Linked DNA regions of Homo sapiens: regions 1 and 2 are each linked to region 3. Evidence: chromatin contacts called from ENCODE Hi-C or POLR2A ChIA-PET data. All regions are on one chromosome and are shown on one strand. Each heading gives the region's core, a stretch centred on a gene start or an enhancer-like site at or near the end of the contact. The rest is flanking DNA. Distances are from core to core; before and after follow the strand shown.

Region 1 (3,803 bases), core at 811-3,310, 73 kb before region 3:
CAACATGATAAAACTCCTCTGTTTTGCTCCAAACTGGGGTTAGGGTGGGGGTAAAAACAAACACAAGGCTGGGCATGTGTGGCTTACACCTGTAATCCCAGCACTTTGGGAGGCTGAAGCAGGAGGATGGCTTGAGCCCAGAAGTTCCAGAAGAGCCTGAGCAACATGGTGAAACTCTGCCTCTACAAAAAATTAGCTGGGCATGATGGCGTGTGCCTGTAGTCCCAGCTACTCGGGGGACTGAGAGGTGGGAGGATCACTTGAGCCCAGGAGGTCGAGGTCGAGGCTGCAGTGAGCCGAGATCATGCTGCTGCACTCCAGCCTGGGCAACAGAACGTGATCCTTCCTCAAAACAAAACACAAAATTGTTGCCATACTTAGGGGCAGTGCTGTTTGTAAGAAGCTTTAGGTCATATATGAAGATAAGAGTATGTTTTTGAAATAAGCTATAACCTGCGTCACCTCCTGAGTTTGGGTGTGCTCCAGTGTGCTACCCCAGCCGCACCCTGTATGTGCCTTTCCTGCATCTTTGCATGGCCCTTACAGGGAAGTCCCCTCCACTGGCCCCTTCATACTGCTCTAGGATTTTCTGTTCCCTTGTCTCTGTCAAACAAGAGTTCCCTGAGGGCAAGAACTACCCTTTTCTGCTGACACCCCAGCCCCTTATCTGGGGCCTGGCACCCAAGAGTCATGCTATGGAGGATCTGGAGGTAACTGAGATGAAAGATAAGAGTTGGTTTGGGGAAGGGTGAGGTTGGCCCTTTCACATTCGGGTTTGAAAACTCAGGACTGTAATAAAGACACAAGACAAATTCAGTAGTCTTCCCAAAGGCTGCAGGCAGGTGCACAGCCCAGCCTCCCTCATCAGTCAGTCAGATGGCAGCAGGAGGATGGGGGGCAGAGGCAGAGGGATTCCTTCTTTCTTGCGCCTTTCTGCCCAGCTCGCAGTGGTGCATTTCCTGCCTCCTTTCTTCCTTCTCCCCTGCGCTTGACATTCTCCACTGCATTCAGAATAAAGTTCCAATATCTTACCTTGGGATAGGAGGCCCGTCAGACTTAGATGCTCACCTGATTTCCCCTGATTCAGCTCCTGTTCCCACCTTTCCCATGCACCCACCCCCATGAGTCAGTCCCAAGGACTGATGTCTGGGAATCTCCTCACCCCACCACCTCCTGCATTGTATTCACCCACTTTGGGGTCTGTGTGCAAGTCATTTTTTCCAGGACCCCTCCCCACACCACCTATCTGATAGATCTCTTTCTTCCCCCAAACCCAGATCACATGCTCCCAGCCTTCGAGATGACTCCTTATATCTTCCTCATCTTTGTCCCATGGGGAGAACCCTCATGCCAGAGGGCTCCTTCTGTGTGCCTTTCACCCACGCTAGTGTGAGTTCCTGATAGGCAGGGATGCGGCTCCCTTCGCCTCTGGACCCTAGACAGCATCTGGCACGAAGCTTAGCAAACAGTGAGGACTCAAGTAGGCACTTCTCCCGTGCTTCAGCCCTGCACTGAGTATGGGGTGTGGGCCATCCAAAACTGGGTTCAAATGTTGCTTGATGTCATGGTGTCAATTTTTGGCTATTGTAACTAAAACATAAAAATGACAGCTTTGTTTACTAGTGAGATTTACCAAAAAAAAGTTTTTTTGGATGACATACTCTTGTTCAAATGATTAGGAAAGGAGTGTGCCTTCCTTATTTGGTCAAAATAGTAGTGGTGAGTGTGGGAAGGGTTAGGAATTGAGACACACTGATCATGCCCCTATAGCCTTTACCTATTTCTCCGACCGACGGATGACTTGAGCATTCGTTGAATGAGCAGAATTCCCCTGAGGAAGGTAAACTGACTGTGAGTGAGGTGCTTGGAGGAGGAGAGGCAAGGAAGCCAGGCCTCTGTGTGCAGCTGAGGAAGGGGGTGGCCCAGGGTTCCTCCTAAGTCTGTGGCCATGTCTGGTTCTTTGCTCCTTTCTTAGCTGTCAAAGGTGCCTTAATGAGACTGTTCCTGGTCACAGAATGTGCCACAGGAAATAGGCCTGCAGGGTGTGTAAGAGGAAAGACCAGTGGGTTTGCAGAAACCTGACACTGGCTTTTCCCAGACTGGGAGGCAGCCTCAGAGGTCAGCGTGGCATTAGCCCAGAGCACAGGACTGTCCCAGGGCGTAGACTTTTAAAAATGAAAGTGTATTTATAGATGGTGGCCCTGGGGACAGAACTTTCAACTGTTCCTTGTCAGGCCCCACCCCTTCACAGCACTGGGCTCACTTCAGTTTTATTGGTGTGTCTTAAAATGGGATTGGGAATAACACTGAGAATAATGCTTGGAGGTCCCTGTCACTAACACAAAACTGTCTTTTTTTTTTTTTAAGTGCTCGATTTCCATATACATACAGAAGAGTATGCAAAATGTAGGTGTAATTTAAAGAGTAACATGAACATCTGCGGAGCCAACAACCAGGTTACAAATACCTTAGAAGTCCTTCCCATCTCAACTTTTAACTGATCTTTGCTTTTCGTAGTTGCACTACCTATGTATGTGTTCCTAAACAATGTATGCTTTTGCTTATTATTCTTATTTTGAAAAATTGAGTACGGAGCACAAACCTGTGTTTGTAAGGGAAGGTTCCTACTGAAAACTATTAAGTGAAGAATCCTAGCAGAAGCAGAGGGCTTCAATAGTTGTGTGAGCTCAAAGGTCATACTTCTCTTTCATCAGTGCTACAAGAAGCCGGTTTCCTCACTGGATCCTGCTCTTCCTGTGCATCCCTTTGTAATTAGGGTTGCCATTCACAACTGCATTTACAAAGGAGTTGTACAGGGCCGGGCATGGTGGCTCACGCCTGTAATCCCAGCACTTTGGGAGGCCGAGGCAGGTGGATCACCTGAGGTCAGGAGTTCGAGACCAGCCTGGCCAAAGTGGTGAAAGCCTGTTTTTACTAAAAATACAAAAATTAGCCAGGTGTGGTGGCATGCATCTGTAACCCCAGCTACTTGGGAGGCTGAGGCAGAAAAATCGCTTGAACCCCGGAGGCGGAAGTTGCAGTGAGCCCAGACATGTGCCTTTGAGCTCCAACCTGGGTAACGAGCGAAAGTCTGTACTAAAAACAAAACAAAACAGAACAAACAAAGGAATTGTACAGCATTCAGAGAGACTTATAAAAGAGGATTCCTTTTAACATGTTAATTTAGCAGGGGTCCTAAACCTGAGGTTCAGAAAAGAAATTTCAGAGGGCTCATGAATCCTTGAAACTGAAGGCATAATTGTCTCTATGTTCTCCTTTTTGAGTGAAAGCATCTATCATTCTCAGAGGAATTTGTCATCCCTTCTCCACCCCTTTTTCACTCAGTAAGAATAAGGGATAATATGGGCCAGTCTTGGTGGCACATGCCTATAATCCCAGTGCTTTGGGAGGCTGAGGTGAGAGGATTGCTTGAGCCTGGGGGTTTGAGACCAACATAGTCAGACCCTGTCTCTACAAAAAATAAAATAATAAAATAATTAGCCAGGTGTGGCAGTGCATGCCTGTAGTCCTAGCTACTCGGGAGGCTGAGATGGGAGGATCACTTGAGCCAGGAGTTTGAGGCCGCAGTGAGCTATGATTGCACCATTGTCCTCCAGCCAGGACGGGAGAGTGAGACCCTGTCTCAAAAAAGAATAAGGAATAATGTGGAGGTTATGGTAGTGTTTTGTTTTTTAAATGGACCCTGAGGCTGTTGACGATTCCTTGAAATATGTTTGGTTTGCTTGTGTCTGAGTCGTCATTGGCTTCTCACGTTTGAGAGTGAAAGGAAAATGAGCTGTAGG
Region 2 (3,815 bases), core at 431-2,930, 90 kb before region 3:
TAAAATCAGTTTTGCTGCTATTGTCCACGGGCCAGGCCCACCCCCAGGTGCCAGTGGCTGACCCCTGGCCACCTGTGCGGGAGTGTGAGTGGCTGCCTGCTGCAAGGGCCCCTGTGGCTCAGAGGAGACGGGCACACGCTATGCTCCCTTCAGAGCAGTGGTAGACATGCTTTATTTTGGGGTTTTGAAGCCCTAGCATTTAGTGGCTCATTTTGGCCTTTTTCTTCCCCTAAGGGATTCTGTGATGTTTAATGACTCAACTCTGATTGTACTCCGGATGTTTCTTTTCCACTGATGTCAGTTTATAGAGCAGTCCTCCAGCAAATGTTTGTGTGGGCAGGAGGCAGAAAGGGAAGGAAGAGGTGAGGGGGCACTTCGGGACCCCAAGAATAGGCTTCAACTGCTGCCCCACACACCAGGGAGGCCAGGCCCTGACATTTTAATGCCCAGTGCTTTTGCTTCCAGACCCATTGGAGGGGTCTGGTTGGGGCTTGGATGAATGGGACCTGAGAGCCGTCTCCTGCAGGGCTGCTGGTTCTCTGTGAGAACTTTGGGATGCCAGGTGGGGCACCGTCATGGGGTATGGGATTATTTGTAGGTCTGGTCATTAGGGGTGGGATGTCTGGCAGATGCCTTAGAGCAAGTGTATCAAGAAGTGGGGTACAGCACAGGACCCTGTGCCCCATCCTTCCGTGAGTCCCCTTCTGGCTTGTCTCCATAGGACTTCAGCTTAACACAGGGAGTGAGGGAGAGGGCAAGAGCATGGGCAAGAGGGAGGGTTTAGTTTTGAGCAGATAGATCCAGCTCCTAGTTTGCCTTAGACCCTGGAACACTGGCTTCTTTCATTCGGCCCTTTAGAGGAGTGGCCCAGAGTAGCCTAGCAGGGACTGAACTCTTTCGGATGGCTTCCAGAGCATTGTTCCCAAGACCCTCCCTTCTGCTGACCCTGTGACATCGGGGCAGGTGGGGAGAGAAGAGGTAGACACTATCATTCCCCCAGTCCCAGGTCCCTCCACACAGCTTATTCCTCACTTTTCCTCCCCCCGGGGGGCTGACAGAATCAAACTTGTGAAATACTGAACACTGGGGTTTTGTGGTGGGCAGTTATGTCTGTTACTAAGCACAAGGAATTTGAGCAAAGGAGGGAGAAAAATAAATAACTATTTTTAAAGGGAACCATTGTATTCAATGGACTCCTCCTTTTTGAGGGTCTGTCGTGGGCAAAAGATTGTGGTGCCTCCTGAGAGTGATACAGAGGCAGTGAGTCCCCGACTCTTCCTGCAGGAGTGTGTAGGTCAGCAATATTGCAGTTTCCAGGTGAGGAGAGAGGTGCTCGATGGAGGGGACGTGATGGGGAACTCAGGAAGGGGTTCCTGGAGGTGCACTTCAGCCGCGCCTTCAGCAATCTGCAGAATGTCAAAAAGCCAGTGGGAGAGGGTGTTCGGGATGGGAGAGACTGAATAAACCAAGACAAAAAGATGGTACAGCGCAGTAGGAGTCAGATAGCACAGGGGTTGGTTAAAGACTGGGGCACCGCAATGTATGGGGAGCAATGTTTTTGTTTGTTTTTTTAACCACTGGCCTAGTGTCGGTTGTGAGCTGTCTGTTGACTTTTAGAAAGAGTAACCTACACCTCGTTCCTACTCATCGACTTCTGCGGTTACCACTATGCCAGAGTGCCATTCTGGAAGGCCTCCAGCAACCCTTTGGTGGCCAAATCTCACAGTTTGTTCCCAGGTGCCCTGCTCGGGGCTGCCTGTCACGGGTCACTGCTTATCATCCTCTAACACCCTCTCTCCCTTTTGCCTCTGGGACTCCATATGCCTTGATGGGCCCTTTTCCAGTCCCCTTCTGCTATCTCTCTTGACTCTGACACACATCTCCATTCCCCAGCGTCCTGTCCTCCGAGCCAGTACCCCTTCTCTACCGCCGCCACCTGTTCCCTGTGCCTGAGCTTTACATCTTGGCCAGGTGCAGGGCGTCTGGCTGACACTTTGCTTTTGCAGACCAGTGCAGCCAGCCCTGCTCCTGGGGGTTACGAGTCTGCAGTTGCGAACCCCAGAAACCCAAAGAACTGAAATTCAGTCCACAGACATCTATTAACCTGCTGGGTGACAGAGTAAGACTCTTAAAAAAAAAAAAAAAAGAACCTTACTGGATCAAGCCCCCAAGGGGACAAGTGACAAGTAACAGCCCTGATCGTCCGGGGAGTACCTGCTGCTTCTCCAGCCTTCCTTTTCCAAGGGCCTCTTCACTGGAAAGCTCTGAGTCAGATCTAAATATCCAAGAAGGCCAGACTTCTTTTTGTCCTTTTCTGTAATCTGAAGCTTCTCATCTCTCTCAGCCTCCTACTTCCTAGCAATTTGACAAAAGGTGAAAAGCGTTTCATCGGCTCTTCAGAGCTGCAGCAGTAGCAGCTGCAGCCTCAGCCGCACGGAAGGTGGAGGTGCTCTTGAGTGAGTCCTCCCCACCGTTTAAAATGCAGGGCTGGACCTGAGGGATTTATGTGTTCCCTGGGTGTGCGTCTTGTGCAGGCGACTTTGAATTTGACACCTCTGTCACATAGCCAGTGCCTGAAAACCCTGAAATGATTCTTGGTATTCAGAATTCACATTGGGTAGACTTAGGTAGTATTTATAGCATTCCCAAGACAAGTTATTGCCAAAGGAGGTAGTGACACTTATCAGGGCCTGTGTAGGAGACACAGAGCTGAGTAGACTCTTTCTCTGGCTAATTTTAGATTCCCAGTGTTGAGGTTGGGAATGAGGGCTTGTCACATAGTTAGTATGTTTTCAGAGGCTCTGATCTCCCTGAGACTACAAGTACAAAGGCTGTGTGGCCATTTCTGTTTCCTGGGGTTTACTCTTCCATCCGTTGTCTCACTGCACAGGTTCTCCCTGGCTCTGTCTCATTCTGCTTGCCCCATGGCAGAAAAGGGGGGCGGTTCAGGGCTCCTTGACATTCTGGCATTAGGCCACCAAGCTGTGGGATGGGGGAATTCAGGGTGGGGGAGAATTTGACAGTAGGGCATCGTGCCTCACAAGCTACTTTTTACAACCTGTGAATGCTTGACACACTGTTTAGTTTGCCTGTGGCCCTGTCTACCCTTGGTCAAGGGGAATCTCCCTGGGGAAGGTATTAGCTCAGGTTGCTATTGGAAAATGCTGTGGACTGGATGGCTTAAACAATAGAAATTTTTTCACGGTTCTGGAGGCTGGAAGTCTGAGATCAGGGTGCTAGCATGATTGGGTTCTGGTGTGGGCCTTCTTCCTGGTTTACAGGCAGCTGCCTTCTGGCTGCATCTTCACATGACAGAGCGAGAGAGGGAGAGCGTGCGAGCGTGCATGCACAGGCAGGCTCTCTGGCATCTCCTCTTAACAGGGCACTAACCTCATCATGAAGGCTCCACTGTCGTGACCTCATCTAAACCTAATTATCTCCCTAAGGCACCAGCACCATCCCCCTTGGGTTTAGGGCTTCAGCATAAGAGTTTGGAGGGACATGATTGAGTTCATAGCAGGGGTTCTTGGAGGTTTTTGAGCTGCAGATTCTTTAAAGCAGAGGCTGGTGACTGCAGAGGAATTGGGCCCCGTCTTCCTTGGGGGTCAGACCTCCAGTGGCAGAAGTGCCTTTTCCAGTGACCCAGGGAGAGTTCTTACTGGGAGAGAGGGACAGCGTTCTGGTGGCGAGGCAGGGAGCTGGCTGGTTTGTGTCGGGGTTTTCCACATGTCTAGATGATAAAGCCACGGCCAGCAGAGGGACTTGACAAAGGGGAGGAGTGCAAGAGGGTGCACAGGCAAAAATGCTGCACCTGC
Region 3 (3,560 bases), core at 9-2,508:
CTCTTCCTCTGGGTTCGCCAACACTCGTGGTCTCTGCCTCCTGTGGGGCATCTGCTTCCTTAGCCATCTTTCTGTGGGACTTTTCCAAAAGGTTATAAGTGGTGATTACTGGAAAAGGAGGTGTGGGTTGCTCATGGATTCCTAGAATGGCTTGTTTCCACAGACACCTGGAAGAAAAACCAACACTGTGTGTACAAGGAAGGATCATGCTTTCCTGAAAAAACAGACAGATTCCATAGTCTTTTAAAGGTTCTAAATTGAGGCGTGCTTTGGAATAGTTTTCATTTCCTGGAGACCGCTTCTGGCTTATCTGCCACTGCGCCATCCTACATTTTTTCCATCAACTCTGTCATCATCATCTACCCTTTTAAGAGAAAAATCTTTTAAAAGCAAGTGGGAGTAGAAAAGCTTTTTTTTTTTTTTCTTCCCCCCCTCTAATCACAGCCTGAAGTTTCCTTCCATTCCTAGAATGGCAGGTTCTAATGGAAGTAAGAGATGGTGTCAGGATTAGCTAACTTTATTCTTAGTTTTTTTTTCCTTATCAATGCTAGTGGCAACACATTGATTGTGTTAATAACCCCAGACTTGTGCTAAGTGGAGATTTGGGGATGACCTCACTTTTTTTTTTTTGAGACGGAGTCTCGCTCTGTCGCCCAAGCTGGAGTGCAGTGTTGCGATCTCGGCTCACTGCAAGCTCCACCTCCTGGGCTCACACCATTCTCCTGCCTCAGCCTCCCAAGTAGCTGAGACTACAGGCACCTGCCACCACACCCAGCTGATTTTTTTTTTTTTTTGTATTTTTAGTAGAGACGGGGTTTCACTGTGTTAGCCAGGATGGTCTCAATCTCCTGACCTCATGATCTGCCCACCTCGGCCTTCCGGAGTGCTGGGATTACAGGCGTGAGCCACCGCACCCGGCTGTTATGCTTTTTCTTTTATTGACTGATGTGTACAGAAAAATTGGGGGGTGAAGAACAGTACATTTCTTAACTCTTCCAAAAATTGCTTGTTGCAATAACAAGGCACTGAAACAACACAAAAAGTCCACATTTGTCTGTTGAAGAGGAAAGAGGGAAAGAGAAAAAGGATGGAGGAAAAGGTGGGTTATCAGGCTAGGCAACATTTCCAGTGAGGCAGCATCTTTTTAACCTTGCATTTGCATAGTGTCTCTTGAATCCAACTCTCTTTCTTTCTCTTTGTGTGTGTGTGTGTGTGTGTGTGTGTGTGTCACTGTGTCTCAATGTGTTCTTTCCTGGGTTTTGTGGCAGGGTTCCAGGGACAGCAGAGCTGCAAATCTCCTGCAAATTTGCATATCCTTTTTATGCTCAAGTGAATCAATAGTGAACAATTGTTCCCTGTTCTTGGACAGCAGCCTGAAATCCATATTGCTCTGTGTGCATTGGTGAAATTTGGTAATCTCAGAACTCAGAACTCGAGCCCATCCTGGCTGAGGTGTAGTGGCAGGGCCTTATTCTGATTGGGCACTCAATAAATATTTGTCAAATGGATATCCGGAATATCAAACCAAAGTTGGGGGTGTTTGTATCCCAGACTGGTGCTGTCAATTCTTTCACCATGCTTGGGAGAGAGTGCCAGAAGAGGACTTGGCAATGTCTCAGCATTCCAGGTCTTTGGACTGTATTTCCTTTCTGTGCTCTGCTGGTTCTATGAAGCAGTAGAGCCAGAAATTCAGGACATGAGGTGGGGCTGGAACATTCTGGAATCTTGGAAACTTGATGAAGTGGGAGCAGCTGTTTCTGATTCTTGGGGGAAGAGCAAGTCCTCTGCTTTGACACAGTGAGGCTGGCCTGCCTGGCACAGTGTGGAGAGGGAGGTCGGCACTGATTTCTGTCTTCACTACCTCTGACGGGGGCTCTTTCCTGACCTGTTGGTGACAGAAGGAGTTGCTGCAAACCACTTGGCTTTGATGAAATCGATTCTTGCTGGAGATTTTCCTTTAAGAAGCCTCCAGACAAGTGAGCTGGGGCACGGCTAATCTTCATCTGTGTTGGGTTCTTGGAGTGGATTGAAAAGTGCTGATAGAGATATTGTGATTGGTGTTTGGTTTGCTTTTTCTCTGATTGAACAGCAACTATTTGGATTCAGCCTTTTGCTTGTGCTGTGTTAATTTTGGTATTTCATTTCTTGCTCCATAGTTGTGAACTACTAAGATGTTCTGGAAAGGCAAACCAGAAAGCTGGGAAGTGTTCTGGACTGGCTTCTCAGGAGATAGTCTTCCTGGGGGCATGTTGTCTGAAGGTTTGTTTTTTCTATCCAGTTGCAAGGACAGCATAGAGAGCCCCTCTTAGCATAAAGCCAATGAGAGTGTGAGTAGTTCATGAGGCCATCTTGGCACCATGGCCAGTGTGGAGGAAAGGCAAAATCAGTTTGGTCAGTGGCCACACAGCGAAGGCGGAGTCCTTTAGAGCAAGGGGAGCTTTGAGATCTATCTCTAGCAGCCACATGGCTTACAATAAAGCTCAACCTTGAAAGCATTTACAGACTAGAGCAATGAGGAGAACAAATCTCCTGGTAGTAATGTGAGATGCAGAGGCCATGAGGAGGCATGCTGCATTTCTGTTGCCAAGCCCTTGGTCCGTAATACTGCAGTTTGTTTACAAGCCCCTGCTGATAGTCTGTGGACCTCTTGAGAACCTATTTAGGAACCAGGAAAAGACCAGCGTTAATCAGGGAGGAAAGGGGATAAAGAAGCAGTATTGAAACACTGAATCTGGCCGTTTACCAAAGAAACTGCTATTCCTTATGAAGGGAGGATTAACTGTTAATAAGCTCCCAATTATTATAGGTAAATATGTATTTGTAAAGATACCTGCTTTATTCTGTAGATCACTCATAGTGATTTTTAAAATTTTTCAGCCCTTTCATTTCTCTACTTTGTTGAAAAACATGTTCAGATACTGTTAATGTTGACCCCAACTGGGATGTCAAAATCCTTGTGCAGATAAGGGACATGTCATGCCACACATACAAAAGGATTAGACTGTCTAGGATAGTATCAATCTTGTGGCTACGTTGACATCTTTGTGGCTCGTATGTGAACACACACACACATTTTGTCATATTCAGTGGACATAGTACTGGGTCCTGCATGACCCCTCAACTTACTCATGAGCTCCTGATCATCTCTGTGATGGGGGTAAATCCCAACCTCTGTTTATTCATGTTCCTCATTTAAATCTCACAGATGTACTCCCAGAGTGCTCCGAAGGTATCTGGAGCTACAGGTATGAAAGGGGATATAAAAGACTTTGAAGGTGGCTGGAACCTATTGTTCGGTGGATGCCTTGGGCTGTGTTTTTTCATGTTTTCCATTCTGGTGTTGCCCCCAGGATGATATTTGAAAGGTGTGGATGTTTACTTTTTAGAACACAGGAGTTAGTCTTGCATCTTCCTTGGAAGGACTTCAGCAATCTGCAAATGGAAAGTAGCCTGATAAATTTCTGATCCTCATCCAGCTGTTACTGCCAGTCTGGTTGTGAAATGTGACAGGGCCGTGGCCAATTGTGTGATGTTGGAATATGTTGCCTCTGAAATTGCTG

What was found. A loop is a pair of places that touch in the nucleus more often than their neighbours do. ChIA-PET counts read pairs that join two places held with the same protein, here RNA polymerase II (POLR2A). Pooled maps may share reads with other maps.
Region 1: a loop to region 3 is called in a map of gastrocnemius medialis, with 2.6 times the contacts of the local background. The contact joins two enhancer-like sites. A Hi-C loop is called at or near these places in 8 of 168 maps with a recorded cell type or tissue (Right ventricle myocardium inferior, aorta, ascending aorta and 5 more) and 8 of 50 pooled maps. POLR2A ChIA-PET finds 5 or more read pairs at or near these places in 1 of 52 experiments (AG04450).
Region 2: a loop to region 3 is called in a map of heart left ventricle, with 2.1 times the contacts of the local background. The contact joins two enhancer-like sites. A Hi-C loop is called at or near these places in 3 of 168 maps with a recorded cell type or tissue (endothelial cell of hepatic sinusoid, heart left ventricle and right cardiac atrium) and 3 of 50 pooled maps. POLR2A ChIA-PET finds 5 or more read pairs at or near these places in 2 of 52 experiments (AG04450 and activated T-cell).

What each region holds. Positions count from the first base shown.
Region 1 is chr15:62,470,996-62,474,798 of GRCh38, forward strand. All of the region lies in intron 1 of TLN2 (talin 2), which reads left to right. Among named protein-coding and RNA genes, the nearest start is that of TLN2, 82 kb to the left of the region's middle. Within about 2 kb of position 2,061, at least 9 of the 41 ENCODE cell types and tissues checked have a DNase peak (open chromatin) inside an H3K27ac peak, as active enhancers do; they include ascending aorta, gastrocnemius medialis, heart left ventricle and 1 more, where a contact is called at or near this core.
Region 2 is chr15:62,453,936-62,457,750 of GRCh38, forward strand. The region is part of intron 1 of TLN2 (talin 2); the gene reads left to right. Among named protein-coding and RNA genes, the nearest start is that of TLN2, 65 kb to the left of the region's middle. RefSeq lists an enhancer at 133-681. Within about 2 kb of position 1,681, at least 5 of the 41 ENCODE cell types and tissues checked have a DNase peak (open chromatin) inside an H3K27ac peak, as active enhancers do.
Region 3 is chr15:62,544,318-62,547,877 of GRCh38, forward strand. All of the region lies in intron 1 of TLN2 (talin 2), which reads left to right. Among named protein-coding and RNA genes, the nearest start is that of MGC15885, 99 kb to the right of the region's middle. Within about 2 kb of position 1,259, at least 17 of the 41 ENCODE cell types and tissues checked have a DNase peak (open chromatin) inside an H3K27ac peak, as active enhancers do; they include ascending aorta, gastrocnemius medialis, heart left ventricle and 1 more, where a contact is called at or near this core.